Linked DNA regions of Homo sapiens: regions 2 and 3 are each linked to region 1. The links are chromatin loops, found by intact Hi-C in ENCODE. Cell type or tissue: B cell. All regions are shown on one strand.

The links. Peaks named below come from ENCODE experiments on the same cell type or tissue, not always from the same donor. Only the 100,000 strongest peaks of a DNase experiment are listed, where the experiment ranks them.
Region 2: a loop joins it to region 1, with 16 times the contacts of the local background. A loop is called at or near these places in 8 of 110 quality-filtered maps.
Region 3: a loop joins it to region 1, with 6 times the contacts of the local background. A loop is called at or near these places in 6 of 110 quality-filtered maps.

The regions. Positions count from the first base shown.
Region 1 is chr10:45,247,950-45,252,949 of GRCh38, reverse strand. No RefSeq gene overlaps it. Among named protein-coding and RNA genes, the nearest start is that of OR13A1, 65 kb to the left of the region's middle. In B cell, CTCF peaks have their summits at 2,476 and 2,679 (motif pointing left); a DNase peak (open chromatin) is centred at 2,559; H3K4me3 peaks cover 829 bases; H3K27ac peaks cover 653 bases.
Region 2 is chr10:45,732,840-45,737,839 of GRCh38, reverse strand. All of the region lies in intron 3 of WASHC2C (WASH complex subunit 2C), which reads right to left. Among named protein-coding and RNA genes, the nearest start is that of WASHC2C, 8.1 kb to the right of the region's middle. In B cell, a CTCF peak has its summit at 2,767 (motif pointing right); no DNase peak of the experiment used is centred here.
Region 3 is chr10:45,592,634-45,597,633 of GRCh38, reverse strand. It overlaps a transcript of MARCHF8 not described here. Among named protein-coding and RNA genes, the nearest start is that of MARCHF8, 60 kb to the right of the region's middle. RefSeq lists silencers at 2,561-2,630, 2,911-3,070, 3,171-3,240. In B cell, no CTCF peak of the experiment used is centred here; DNase peaks (open chromatin) are centred at 2,723, 3,313, 4,523 and 4,973; H3K4me3 peaks cover 2,305 bases; H3K27ac peaks cover 2,571 bases.

The sequences.
Region 1 (5,000 bases):
TTAGTTTCAATGTCCACACTTTCATTGTTAGTATACAGAAATATAATTAATTTTTGTATGTTGATCTTGTATCCTGCAGCCTTGCTGAACGCACTCATTGGTTGTTGATGTTTGTAAACTTTTTGTGTATATAAATTCATTGGAATTTTCTAAATAGGCAATCATGTCATCTGCAAATAGTAACAGTTTTATTTTTCCTTTTGATCTGTGTGTCTTTTGTTTCTTTTTTATGTCTCATAGCACTGGCTAGACTTCCAGTGCTATGTTGGATGAAAGTAGGGAGTGGGCATTCTTACCTTGTTCCTGATCCTCAGGGGAAATCATTCAGTATTTCACTCTTAAGTATGATGTTAGCTGTGGGTTTTTTGTAGCAAGTTGACGATATTCCCTTATATTCCTATTTTTCTGAGAGTTTTAATATAAGTAAAAATTTGACAAATGCTTTTCTGTAGCCAATAATAGGATCATGTGAATTTTCTTTTTTAGCTTCTTAATATGGTAGATTACATTGATTTCTGAATATTAAACCAGCCATGCATACTTGGAATAAACCCCACTTTGTCATAGTATATAGTTATTTGTACATATCACTGTATTCTATTTGCTAATTTTTATTGAGAATTTTGTATCTATGTTTATGAGAGACATTGGCCTCTAGTTTTCTTTTTGTACTATCACTGTCTATTTTTGAAATAGAGTAATAATAGCTTTATAAAATGAATTGTAAAGCTTTTGTGTCTCTTCTATTTCTTTGTAAGATATTTCATAAAATAGGTGCTAATTTTTTTTTTTTTTTTTTTGAGATGGAGTCTCACTTTGTCACCAGGCTAGAGTGCAGTGGTGTGATCTTGGCTCACTGCAACCTCTGTCTTCTAGGTTCAAGTGATTCTCCTGCCTCAGCCTCCCAAGTAGCTGAGATTACAGGTACCCACCACCTAATTTTTGTATTTTTAGTAGAGACAGGGTTTCTCCATGTGGGCCAGGATGGTCTTGATCTCCTGACCTCATGATCTGCCTGCCTCAGCTTTCCAAAGTGCTGGGATTACAGGCATGAGCCACCATGCTCAGCCACAACCCAATTTTTCCTAAAACATATGGAGATTTCTTTTTGGGAGTTTTGAAATTTTGAATTCAATTTTCTTATTTGGTATAGGATTATTCAAATAATTTATTTCATATTAAGTGAGTTGTGGTATTGGTTCATCTCCTTAAAGTTGTCAAATTTATGTCTGTAGTGTTTTTAGCATTCCCTTATTATCTTTTTAATGTTTGTAGGGTCTCTATTAATGTCTCCTGTTTCATTACTGGTACTGATGATTTGAGTCTTCTCTCTTTTTTCATTGGCAGTCTTGATAGAGTTTTTCAAATTTATTGATTTTTTCAAAGAACCAGCTCTTTTTAATTGATTATCTCTTTTGTTTTTCTGTTTTTAATTTTATTGATTTCTGCTCTTATAACTATTATTTTCTTGTTTTTGCTTGCTTTGAATTTATTTTTCTCTTCTTTGTCTGGGTTCTTGAGGTGGGAGCACCTCAAAAAGTTGGGGGCACAAAATAAAGTGTAACATTTGTATTGGTTCTCTTTTTGCTTCATTGTTAGTTTGTTTCTGTAATTAGTGTTAAGTTGTGATCAGCATAAATAATGGGTTATATTATTTGCAAACCTCAGGGTAAACTCAAATAAAAAACAAAACAGATACACAAAAAATGAAAGGCAAGAAGTTAAATCTACTACCAGAGAAAATTATCTTCATTAAAAGCAAGACAAGAAGGAAGGAAAGAAGAAAGAGAAGACCACAAAATAACCAGAAACAAATAACAAAATTGCAGAAGTAAGTCCTTACTTATAATTACATTGAAAGTAAATAGACTAAACTCTCCCATTAAAAGACATAGAGTGGGCTGCAGCCAAGATGGCTGAACAGGAACAGCTCCTGTCTACAGCTCCCAGCATGAGCAATGCAGAAGATGGGTGATTTCTGCATTTCCATCTGAGGTACCGGGTTCATCTCACTAGGGAGTGCCAGACAGTGGGCGCAGGATAGTGGGTGCAGTGCACCATGTGCGAGCCGAAGAAAGGCAAGACATTGCCTCACTCAGGAAGTGCAAGGGGTCAGGGAGTTCCCTTTCCTAGCCAAAGAAAGAGGTGACAGATGGCACCTGGAAAATTGGGTCACTCCCACCCTAATACTGCACTTTTCCGATGGGCTTAAAAAATGGCGCACCAGGAGATTATATCCCACACATGGCTCAGAGGGTCCAATGCCCACGGGGTCTCGCTGATTGCTAGCACAGCAGTCTGAGATCAAACTGCAAGGTGGCAGCAAGCCTGGGGGAGCTGCTTGGTGTGGTGGCGGGCACCTGTAATCCCTTGGGAGGCTGAGGCTAGAGAATCATTTGAACTCAGGAGGCGGAGGTTGCAGTGAGCTAAGGCAAGATCACGCCATCGCATCACGCCTGTTGCTTGGGCAACAGGGCGAGACTCCATGTCAAAAAAAAAAAAATGCTTGCTAATATAAACGTGATCATAAAGACAGCAATGATTATCATGAAATTTTAACTTGCTTACCAGAAAAAGTGCATGATCTAAAACTTGGCAAATGTGCTGTTCCGTGAAACAAGGGGGTGAAGATTAGAAAACTCGAGCTTCTTCGGATTCTGAATTAACTGAAATCATATTTAAGTTGGAAAGACAGTGCCATCTAGTGGTGCATTTCTTTTTCTTTTGAAATTACTGGTTTTAGCCATTCCTGCCTTATATAATTCTAGCACTTTAGGATAATGTCAGTGGTCATGGTCATGGCTGTTCTGTGGCCTTGAGCACATCATAGCTCTGCTATGAATTTAATATTTGGAGTTAGATACACACAGATACTCATTTAGAAATACAATAGGGCGGGGCGCGGTGGCTCACGCCTGTAATCCCAGAGGCAGAGGTTGCAGTGAGCCAATATCACGCCATTGCACTCCAGCCTGGGTGACAAGAGCGAAACTCCGTCTCAAAAAAAAAAAAAAAAAAAAAAAAAAAAAAAAAAAAAAAAGAAAGAAAAAGAAAAAAGAAAAAAAAAAAGAAACAGAAAAGGGGCACTGCGGATCACGAGGTCAGCAGATCGAGACCATCCTGGCTAACACGGTGAAACCCCGTCTCTAGTAAAAATACAAAAAAAATTAGCCGGGCGCGGTGGCGGGCTCCTGCAGTCCCAGCTACTCTCGGGAGGCTGAGGCAGGAGAATGGCGTGAACCCGGGAGGCGGAGCTTGCAGTGAGCCGAGATAGCGCCACTGCAGTCCGGCCTGGAGAAAGAGGGAGACTCCGTTTCAAAAAAAAAAAAAAAAGAAAAAGAAAAAGAAATATAATGAAGATTACTCAGAAGAAAACAAATGTTTTCTAGTTATGTGTTTGAGAGAAATCCAAGCACCCACTATTTCAAAGGATGTTTCTAGAAGGCTGCCATGGCTGCGAATTGTTCTGGGTGCTGGCGACACCACAGTGAAGAAGTCAGACAGAGTCTCCGTCTCCCCACCCGTGGGACTTACATCCTTGTTGGGAAAGAGACCGGACAAAGCAAATAAACAATAAATAAGATCGGTTTTGATTATAATAGGAAAATAAAACAGGATGATGCTGGGGGAGGGCAACATTCGATAGCACGGGCTTCTCTGAGGAGGTGACATGTGAGGTGAGGGCCCATGACAGGGAGTCCTTAGCTGTGCGGGTTCAGCTTCAGCTGAGGAAAGAAGTCTCCTGGCAGGAAGAGCTGCAGGAGCAGGGCCATGGGCAGGAGTCCTCCTGGGATGAAGGAAGTGCAACCAGCAGTGAGGTGCGGGCGGCCTGGGAAGGAGGCACAGGCCAGAGCAGCTGGGGCTTGCAGACCGTGAGAAGGAGCTGGAATTTTACTTTAGGTGCAACAGGGATCTGCCGGAGCATTTTAGTCAGAGCAGGAGCAGCATCTCATTGGAGTTTGCAGACATGCAGGCAATTCAGTGGAGAACACTATGGCTGCTCCGGAATTAGTTCTATTAAGAAGATGTTTCAGTGGGAACAGGTGAAGAACAATGGTGGTCACCTGGAGATGGAGCCCTCTGAGATATGTTTTGAAGGTAGAATGGAGTGGATGTGGAGTGAAGAGAGAGGAATCAGAGATGACTGAAGTTGTAGGCTTGAAACACTGAGGTAAAGAAGTCTCAGGGAGAACAGTTTTGGGAGGGCTTGTGGAAGAGAGGAATCAAAGCACTTGTTTATTTATTTATTAGATATTTATTGAGTGCCTCTCATGTGCAGACACCTAAAAACTGGGAACATGGCAGTGAGCAGAACAGAAATCTGTGCATTCATGGAACTTGTATTCTCTTCAGCGGGAAAGACAATGAAATAAACAAGTTAGCCTGGGCAACATAACAAGACCACATCTCTAAAATTTTTTTTATTAGCTATGCATAGTGGCATGCACCTGTAGTCCCAGTACTTAGGAGGCTGAGGTGGGAGGATCACTTGAGCCCAGAAGTTCAAGGCTGCAGTGAACTATGATTGTAGCCCTGCACTCCAGCCTGGACAACAGAGTGAGACCTTGTCTCCAAAAAAAAAAAAAGTTAAATATGTAGTATGTAGAAGAAGGTAATACTTGCTGTGGAGAAAAGTCAAGCAGGAAAGGAGATGGGAATGTTGGGAGAGTTTACACAAGGAAGGCCGTATTGAGTTGGGGCTATCTTTTTTTTTTTTTTTTGGAGACAGTCTTGCTCCATCACTCAGGCTGGAGTGCAGTGAAACGATCTCAGCTCACTGTAACCTCCACCTCCTAGATTCAAGCGATTATCCTGCCTCAGTCTCCTGAGTAGCTGGGATTACAGGCATGTACCATCACGCCAGCCAATTTGGGGATGTCTGAGTAAAGACCTGAAGAAATGTAGGAAGACAAACGATGTGGATATACAGGGAAGAGCATTCCAGGCAAAGGGAACAGCAAATGCCATACCCAAGAAGCAGGAGCATGACTGGTTTGGCT
Region 2 (5,000 bases), 480 kb before region 1:
GTGTCCGTAACAGTGGGTCATGGACTAACAGCAAAGAATAGTCCATTCACCAAAAAAAAAAAAAAAAAAAATTTAAATACAAATGACTAGGAAACATGATGAAACTTTAACCTCGTTGTAAACCAAGAGTTGCAAAAACAGTAAGATATCAGTTTTCACACCTTTTCATTTAACCTAATAATGTTGATGGGCAATGATACAGTATTCTGACCCCAGCTTATGGAGAATGTCAACTGATGTAATTTATCAACTAGGAAACTAGAACTTCAGGATTTTGAACAAGGAAAATGGTAAAGGCAAAACTTATTTTCATTCAGTTGCTTAAAATGGCTGATAAATTTTTATTATCCCATTTGTATGAAAGCAGAGAGAAAAATCTACCACTGACTTGCCAGAAAGCCTGGGCATTTGACTAACCCTGACAGCATGGGTAGGCAAGACTCTCTTTTCCAGAAAAGACCCACTGCTCTGCCAAATCACTGTGATTCTTGGTTTTTAAAATCATTTTTATGTTTTAAAAACTACCGAAGTACAACATGCTTGTTATAAAAAGTCAATATAGGCCAGGTGCGGTGGCTCACGCCTGTAAGGCCAGCACTCTCTGAGACCGAGGCAAGGGGATCACTTGAGCTCAGGAGTTCAAGATCAGCCTGGGCAACATAGTGAGACCTCATCTCTACAAAAAATACAAAAATTAGCCAGGTATGGTGGTGTGCACCTGTAATTCCAGCTACTTGTGGGGCTTAGTCAGGAGGAACTCTTGAGCTTGGGAGGTAAAGGCTGCAGTGAGCCCTGATTGCACCACTGCACTGCAGCTTGGGTGAAAAAGTGAGACTCTATCTCAAAAATAAAATGAAATGAAATTAAAATTTTTTACAAAGAAAGAAATAAGAAGTCAATATAAATGAACTGATGAAAATCTTCTGGCATTAGACAGTGGCCGTGATTATAAAACTTTGAGTACAGTAAAAACCACCAAATTGTATACTTTTTAAAGGACTGAATTTTATGGTATGTGAATTCTATCTCAATTTTTAAAATTTTAAGTCAATATAAAGGCACATGGAAAAGAGATGTATTTTAAAATAGTTCCCTCCCTATCCCCAACCTGATCCTTGGAATACCCAATTTAAGCCTGGTGTGTATGCTCATTTCCTGAGGCTCTGAACACAAATATAAGCTAACACGTGCATATATTTAGAGCTCTCCTACCCTTCCTGCTTATTTATTTATTTATTTAGAGACAGAGTCTAGCTCTGTCACCCAGGCTGGAGTGCAGTGGCAGGATCTTGGCTCACTGCAACCGCCACCTCCCAGGCTCAAATGATTCTCTTGCCTCAGCCTCCCAAGTAATTGGGATTACAGGCGTGCACCACCACACCCGGCTAATTTGTTTTTGCCCTTTTTTTTTTTTTTTTTTTTTTTTTTTTTTTTGAGATGGAGTCTCACTCTGTTGCCAAGGCTGGAGTGCAGTGGTGCGATCTCGGCTCACTGCAAGCTCTGCCTCCTGGGTTCACGCCATTCTCCTGCCTCAGCCTCCTGAGTAGCTGGGACTACAGGTGCCTGCCACCATGCCCAGCTAATTTTTTTTGTATTTTTAGTAGAGATGGGGTTTCACCATGTTAACCAGGATGGTCTCAATCTGACCTCATGATTCGCCCACCTCGGCCTCCCAAAGTGCTGGGATTACAGGTGTGAGCCACCATGCCCGGCCTGCATTTTTTTTTTTTTTAGTAGAGATGGGGTTTCACCACGTTGGCCAGACTGGTCTCAAACTCCTTGACCTCAAGTGATCCATCGGCCTTGGCCTCCCAAAGTGCTGGGATTACAGGTGTGAGCCATTGTGCCTGGCTGAAACTGATTATTTATTTATTATTTATTATTTATTTATATACCTAGAGAAGGATTTTACCTAGAGAGGGAATAAATAAATCTTAATAGTCATTCCCAGATTCTATGCACAAATGCGTAGAATTCCCTGTCACTAGCAGCATACTCAAGTGCCCCTTACCCAAACCTTTGCCAGCAATGGCTCCTGTCCACCCATCTTTAAGTATCTGCCAATCTGATCAAACAATGTTGCTTTTAAATGATCATATCCTCTGACCCAAAATTCTACTTCTTGAAATTTAGCTCCCATGAAAATTATCATAAACGCAAACATCAGAATGTTCATGGTATCATGATTTCCAGCAGAAAGTCACAAATACCAAATTTATAATTCTATGTAATTCCAATCAAACGCTAATAAAATATTCTGTGGCACAATATAGTAAGATAATCCTGCTGGGGACAGTGGCTCATGCCTGTAATCCCAGCACTTTGGGAGGCTCATACCTGTAATCCCAGCACTTTGGGATCACCTGCGGTCAGGAGTTTGAGACCAGCCTGGCCAACATGGTGAAACCATGGCAAAACCCCATCTTTACTAAAAATATAAAAATTAGCTTGATGTGGTGGCCGGTGCCTGTAATCCCAGCTACTCAGGAGGCTGAGGCAGGAGAATCGCTTAAACTTGGGAGGCAGAGGTTGCAGTGAGCCGAGATTGCACAATTGCACTCCAGTCTGAGCAACAAGACTGAAACTCTATTTCAAAAAAATAAATAAATAAGTAAAAGATAATCCTCAAATTCACACAGAAAAGTAAAAAGCCAAAGATTGATAACCATGACAATTCTGAATAAAAACAGATTATGGGGACTTGCCCTAATAAGACATTAGAAATCTGCAGTATTTAAGATTATGATACTGTCAAACAGCAGAGAAACAAAACAAACAGCAGAGGGCAGAAACAGACCCACAATTCCATGGAGGCCTGATTTTATTTTCACATAAACACACACAAACATTCATACATAATAGTCAATGAAGAAAAGAACAACTACACAATAAAGGTTATCTATAAGGGATAAAAATGAAATCCCTCTCTAGGTAAAAAGAATAAAAAGTTGGCCAGGCATGGTGGCGAACACCTGTGGTCCTAGCCAGCTATTCAGGAGGCTGAGATGGGAGGATGGCTTGAGCCCAGGAGTTTGAGGCTGCAGTGAGCTGTCTGCACCACTGAACTCCAGCCTGGGCAACAGAGGGAGATCCTGTCTCAAAAACAAAAAAAGAATAAAAAGGCAGAGATACCAAGGAATCCCCACCCAAAATGATTAGAGTTAAGGACGAATATGGTGGGTAGGCACCTTTGAAGCAAATGTGGCAAGATACAAAACCACTGATGCTAGGTGCTACATTTTCTTAGCACTTGTGGTTTCTCTCTGAACTTTTCTATTTATTTATGAAACATTTATGAAATTTATGAAACATTTCATAAATAACATTTAATATTAGAAGATTATTAAATAAATTATGATACGGTTTAAGAACAAAAAAATTAAATTCACAAAAGTCTCAAAGATGGGTTAAATAAGTTCACATTAAGAAAAAAAGTAGGCTGCAAATGAAAATACACACACACACACACACACACACACAGTCATCTAGAAAAGGTTAAAGTTAAAAAACAAGAACAGAAAAAAATACACTGAAAAGTTCAATGGTTGGTTAATTTGGGGTAGCTGATTTTTTGTAGGTTCAATTATTTATTTATTTATTTATTATTATTTTTTTGAGACGGAGTCTTGCTCTGTCACCCTGGCTGAAGTGCAGTGGCGGGATCTCGGCTCACTGCAAGCTCTGCCTCCCGGGTTCATGCCCTTCTCCTGCCTCAGGCTCCCGAGTAGCTGGGACTACAGGCGCCTGCCACCACGCCTGGCTAATTTTTTTGTATTTTTTAGTAAAGATGGAGCTTCACCGTGTTAGTCAGGATGGTCTCAATCTCCTGACCTCCTGATCCGCCCACCTCGGCCTCCCAAAGTGCTACAGGCGTGAGCCACCGCACCCGGCCTACTGTAGGTTCAATTCTTTTAAGCCTGATGTCTGCATGGGAAATGGACTTAGAATATATGTGCTAAACGTTGAGAGGCTCCCCTCAAGCTGAGGAAATTTCACATGATTTTTCTTTTTCTTACTTTTCCTAATTGCTCTATAAAGATCAGGGATTACTTTGGTAATTTTCAAAGTCAGGACTCCAAAAAGTTAAGTAAATCTCAAAAGTGAGACTTTAAGACCTGGCAGCTACCATGGTTACCCATCAGCAGCCTGCAGCTAGAAAGCCAAACATGACATCTAAGAAACCTAAACCCATGGGACCTAAAGCCCATGGGATCTTTTCAGGGTGAGCAGGACTATGCATCCTCAAGTACTTCATATCCAGCAGATAACCAATGCTAACTTCTTTCATCCTCACCTGCTAAACTCACAGCTTCATGTGTTTTGTGATCAATTTACAGTCAGATAGCTATACCCAGGACTGTTAAATATCTTTGGTATTGCTCCTCATCTGGGGAGACAGGGTAAAAGGGGAAAGAGGGGAACTGGGGAAAAAGGGACCAGGGCTGGAGAGTAACAGACTATACACAGCCCTGGTCCCCTTTCATTTATGCGTACTCTCATTCATTCAAATATTCACTGGATCCCTAAATATCAGGCTTGTGCTGGACCCCTCAAATATATTTGTTGTTAAAAATATGGGGCTTGATTTAGTGGGAGGGTCCAACTCATCAAATCCCATCAATAATTGTAAAATTACAATTGTAAGAAGTCTACTAAAGAATGTGATGCTTCAGCTGCTTTTATCCAGGGGGTGTGCCTAGTGCAGAGGGTCCAGGAGGAAGTAATATAATTGAGCAGAGACCTAGAAGACAGACAGATGTCAATCAAAGGGTAGAGGCATAGGAAGCAATGTAAGCAAAGGCCCCGTAGCAGCAGGGCATATGGCATCTCCAAGGAATGAGAAGGCTGGAGTGTCAAAAGCAAGGGGCATTATGTAAAATAAAGCAGGTCTAGGGGGAGAGGGAAAAACCTGTGCAGGAAATTATATGTTAATAAGGCTTTTGGGCTTTACCTCCTTCTCTCTAATTGCTGAGTACTTGACAGTTTCAGCAACTCCATCT
Region 3 (5,000 bases), 340 kb before region 1:
GTGGCAGGCGCCTGTAATCCCAGCTACTCAGGAGGCTGAGATGGGAGAATTGCTTGAACCAGATAGGTGGAGGTTGCAGTGAGCTGAGATCGCATCATTGCTCTCCAGCCTTGGCAACACAAGCAAAACTCGTCTCAAACAACAACAACAACAACAACAACAAAACTAGAACATGGTTGATGGGTTGATGTATTTAACCATTTGGTAGGGAGTCAGTGTGACTGGTTCTGGAGATAACACTGATCACTTGGCTCAAGCCTGAATTCTTTCTTATGTCTTCATGTCCCACAAACTGTAGGAGAGGGTAGGTAATTTCCCTATGTGGGCTAAGGCAAAGGAAAGGCAGTGTATTAGGAGTCCCCATTAACACAAGCAGGGAGGATTTGGAATTAAGCTGTTGCCACAAGGCCAGTATGCCTCTTGGAGTGAGCACCTGGTGCCCTATGAGCAATTCCCTTACTGGCTGCCTTACATTCTGAGTGCAACAGTTTCTTCCCAATTGTGCTTTGTTTCCTTGCTGGCAATCCGCCCCCCCCTTTTTTTTTTTTGGAGATGGAGTCTCACTCTGTCACCTAGGCTGGAGTGCAGTGGCATGATCTTGGCTCACTGCAGCATCTGCCTCCTAGGTTCAAGTGATTATCCTGTCTCAGCCTCCCGAGTAGCTGGGATTACAGATACCCGCCACCATGCCTGGCTAATTTTTGTATTTTTAGTAGAGAGGAGGTTTCATGTTGGCTAGGCCACGTTGGCCAGGCCGGTCTTGAACTCCTGAGCTCAGGTGATCTGCCTGCCTCGGCCTCCCAAAGTGCTAGTATTACAGACGTGAGCCACCACGCCTGGCTGGCAATCCCTTCTTGAACTACACTCCAGGTGGCAAGAATCTGGACCCAGGACCTGGACACGTTCAAGTTGTCAGCTCCCTTTCCCTCAGGACTCTGACCTCCTATACTAATACCCCGTCGCCAAAGACCATATTGGTTAACATTTACCCAACACTGTATGTATTGGGCACTTAAAAGTGTTATACAGGCATTACCTCATTTTGTCTCATAACCACTCTATTCAGTAGATATCTTTCAGAAAGCTGAAGAGAGGCTCGGAAAGGTTAAGGAAATTGCCTAGACAGTAATGGTTGCGCCAGGACTCACCCTAGCTTTGTCTCCATGAGTGCTGCTTATCAGCCCTGCATAGCTCACAGATCCCTGTTGAACTACGAAGGTTCTGCCGCTTCCTGTAGAAGGATGACAGGATTCCATATCCATTCATCAGTCAGCCAACCCTTTGGCTCAACAAGCCTGGTCTAGGCATAAGCTATACCAATGGAAGATATTGGTACTACCTTCATGGAACACCTGCTGCCAGAAGCAGTAGAGCCAACCAGGTTGTGGCAACTGGCCTTGATAACCTATTTTCCACAGTAAAAGACAAATGGAGAAAATTCATCATTTTTCTGCTCTTTGTAATACTGTATTGTAAGTGTGTTATAGAAATGGAGATGTTTTGACCTTGCTGATCCAGAGGATATCTTGAGCACACTGTTTTGAACCTGACAATCTGCTTTTTACTTAGCCAAAAATTCAAAGTGGTCAGAATTGTAGGGAGGAATTGATTAGCTATATGATAGATCACTCCGGGACAACAGAACAACTATGGAATATTTGAGAGGATTTGCTTATAATTCACTCATGAATTTACTAAGAAATACAAATTATTCATCTTTTATGCATGATTATGGGAGAAATAAAACTGGCAGTGGTTGAAACTATTTCTGGGAAGTTTGATGTAGGAAAATTGGATTTGGTAGACAGTGATGAAAGTGACAGAGGAATAATGAGAGTTTTATGTGGACAAAAGATGAATGCAGAGTCTGGCCCGGTGCAGTGGCTCATGCCTGTATTCCCAGCACTTTGGCAGGCAGAGGCAGGCGGATCACGAGGTCAGGAGATTGAGACCATCCTGGCTAACACGGTGAAACCTCGTCTCTACTAAAAACACAAAAAAATAGCCGGGCGTGGTGGCGGGCGCCTGTAGTCCCAGCTACTGGGGAGGCTGAGGCAGGAGAATGGCGTGAACCCAGGAGGTGGAGCTTGCAGTGAGCCGAGATCGTACCACTGCACTCCAGCCTGGGCTACAGAGTGAGACTCCGTCTCAAAAAAAAAAAAAAGAGATGAATGCAGAATCAAATATTTAGACGTCTGTATGTACACAGAGATGATTCCCCCATAAAAATTAAAATACAACTTAAAAGTAAGAAGTCGTATAAACCTCCTTCACGTGCTTTCTCTGGCTGAGAGGCTATGCTGTGGGAATCTTTCAGTCCAGATTAGGGAGCGAAAGCAAACAAAAATCTGTCAAGGCAAAAACCGTTATTACTTATTCCTTCGCTTTTCCTCCCGTTTGATAGCCTCAGGTAAGAAAGTATTTTCCATCTTCTTCTCCAAGTAAAACATCCTTTTGCCAGACAAAATTTCCTTTTCCTTCCAAAACACTAATATTAATAACATGTAGTCAGGGCCAGGAGACACTAAACGACACACACAGAGCTGGGGAAGTCTTTTCGGTTCCAAGCCCAGTGGGTTGTCGCCTGGGCACTGCGAAGGGGTGGAAGCACAGAAAGGCCGCGCGGCGGCACCCGCTGCAGCCCGCCCCCAGCGCGCTGCAGTCGCCGGGGCAACGCCTCCACCCAACTCGGCCGGACACGTGACGCCCGCGTCACGTGACCTGCCACTCGGTGTCCTCCCGCGGAGGGGCGTAGGGTGTAAACAGGCGACGCGCTGGGGGAGGTGCGGCCTTGCTGCGTCCACGTCTCGGGCATGCTCGAGGCGGGCCAGGGCGGTAGCGCCGCCAGCTCAGAGCCCACCTGAGGTAACTCCTGCGGCCTCTAGGATCGGAGTCCCCCACGCCGCGCGCAGCCGCCGCCGCTGGCCGCCAATAAGGGCGGCCGAGCCCCCGGCCCGGGCAGGGGGTGTGGCTGCCGGCAGCGCGTCGGCTACAGGTGGGCTGGGCTGGGCTGGGCTGGGCTGGGCTGGGTGGGGGCGGCCGCCAAGGACCCATCCCTGCGCTGCGGGCCCGGCGTGGAGCCCGCGGAGAGGCAGCGCGACTCCAGGCAGTGGGTCTCTCTGCCCCGGTGCTCGCGTCTGCCCCTGGGGCCGGGCCGAGCGGAACCAGGAATCGCAGAAACGGTCAGCGCCCAGGGCTCTAGGCCGGCCGCCCCGGGTGCCAGGTGAATTCCTTTCCCTGACCGGCTGTGAGACGTTGGCCCGTCAGCCGTCGTCTTTGGCCTGAGTGTGCACATCTGTAAAATGGAAGCTCGGACTAGTGATCCGTGAGGACCTTCCACGTCTGACGTGTGATCTCGAGAGACCTGCGTACATTCGGGGTGCCAGAAGGAAAGCATAGGTAACTATTTTGTCCTTTAATTGCTAACTTTTCTTTGGTCTTTAAATCTGTTTTCATCTTAAACGATTCGTATTCCTGTCCACCTGGGTGAAGTTTTTAATAGAAAACTTATTGGGTGGGGGTTATAATGGTTTATGTTACCGTTTTCATGTTTCTTTAATGCAACAAAACCTTTTTTTCTTAAAACCTATTTGGAAGCCCAAATTGTAAAAATAAATAAATAAAAATGGAACCCTTTTCTGCCTCACTATCACTATTCTCACCACCCATCCCCACGCTAACTACCCTTGAGGACCCCTGCAAGTCATAGGTTGAGGAGCTCTGTATGGAGTTGAGGAAATGTTTTGTGTATTTTTTAATTTGATGGGATCTGGAAAATGAATTCTTTGCATGTGTGGAGTTTTCTGTTATTTTTCTCTTTATTTTGTTCGATTGCATGCTATGTAATTAGACAGCTAGCATAACCCTCACATACCATACTTCGGGGCCTTTTTGGCCCCAAAATTTCTGATAAAGACGTTTCTCTTTCCATGTTTCCTTGCATCCCAGTCCCTGGGGAAGTAAGTGTATGTTTATAATAGTGAGACTTCATTCCTCATTGCTGATTTAGTTGCTCCGATACAGAATGGGAATGGGAGACTTTTGAGGCCAACCGAATGGGTTAGGACATATCTGAAAAACATGAAAACGCTAAAAAGCATGAAAACTGAAGGAGTATACGAACTCAAGTCGTTGAGAGTCATGAAATAATGTGAACATGCTCTTGTGTGAAATCTTGAGACCCTGGAGCAAGAGAATTTTGGATTTTGAGAGAACTGAGTTCAGGAGAGAAGGATGTCCTGTTTCATATGGTGAGTGAAAATATAAACAGTATGAGGTGGTAGTGTGTAGACAAAATTATCAGGTTTTTTTTTTTTAAGAGTAGCACATAGTTTCCTAATTGATTTTGGAGACTAGGGTTTTAAGAGATGTACTGAAACTTGAAGTTTAATGTTACAAGAGGGAAACCATACTCTTTTACACCTTGTCTGCTTGGTGCTTCTGTGAGTTGAGCAAGAATTGGAAGTGGAATGTACTGTAAGTGGTACCCAAGGTGACCTAGTGGAAAGGTTTTCTCTTTTCAAAACCAACTTACTTCCCTGATCTTTGGCTTAAGCTTAAGCAAGTCAGTTCCTTTCTTTGGTTCTCAGTTTCTGCTGAAAAATGAGGAAATTGGATTGATTACTATTCTACCTTTTGGCTCCAGCTAGGTTTGCCAGATAAAATACAGGATGCCTAGTTGATATGAATTTCAGATAAACAGTGAATTTTTGTAAAATTTTTAAAATAAATTTTTACTATAAATATTACGTGGGAGCATACTTGTACTAAAAAAAAGATTCGTTGTTTGTCTGAAATTAAAGTGTAACTGGGCTTGCTGTATTTATATTTCCTAAATCTGGCAGCCTTAGCTCCAACATTTTTGTCTCCTTTAAATTAGTGCCAGCTCAAAGCAGAGCTGGGAATGAATTGATTCAAGCAGCCAAGAAACCCTAATGGTTGTCAGTAGTAGCGTCTGGTTCTTGAGGGTTGTCGTTGATTCACTTGTGGTTTGTTTCTTT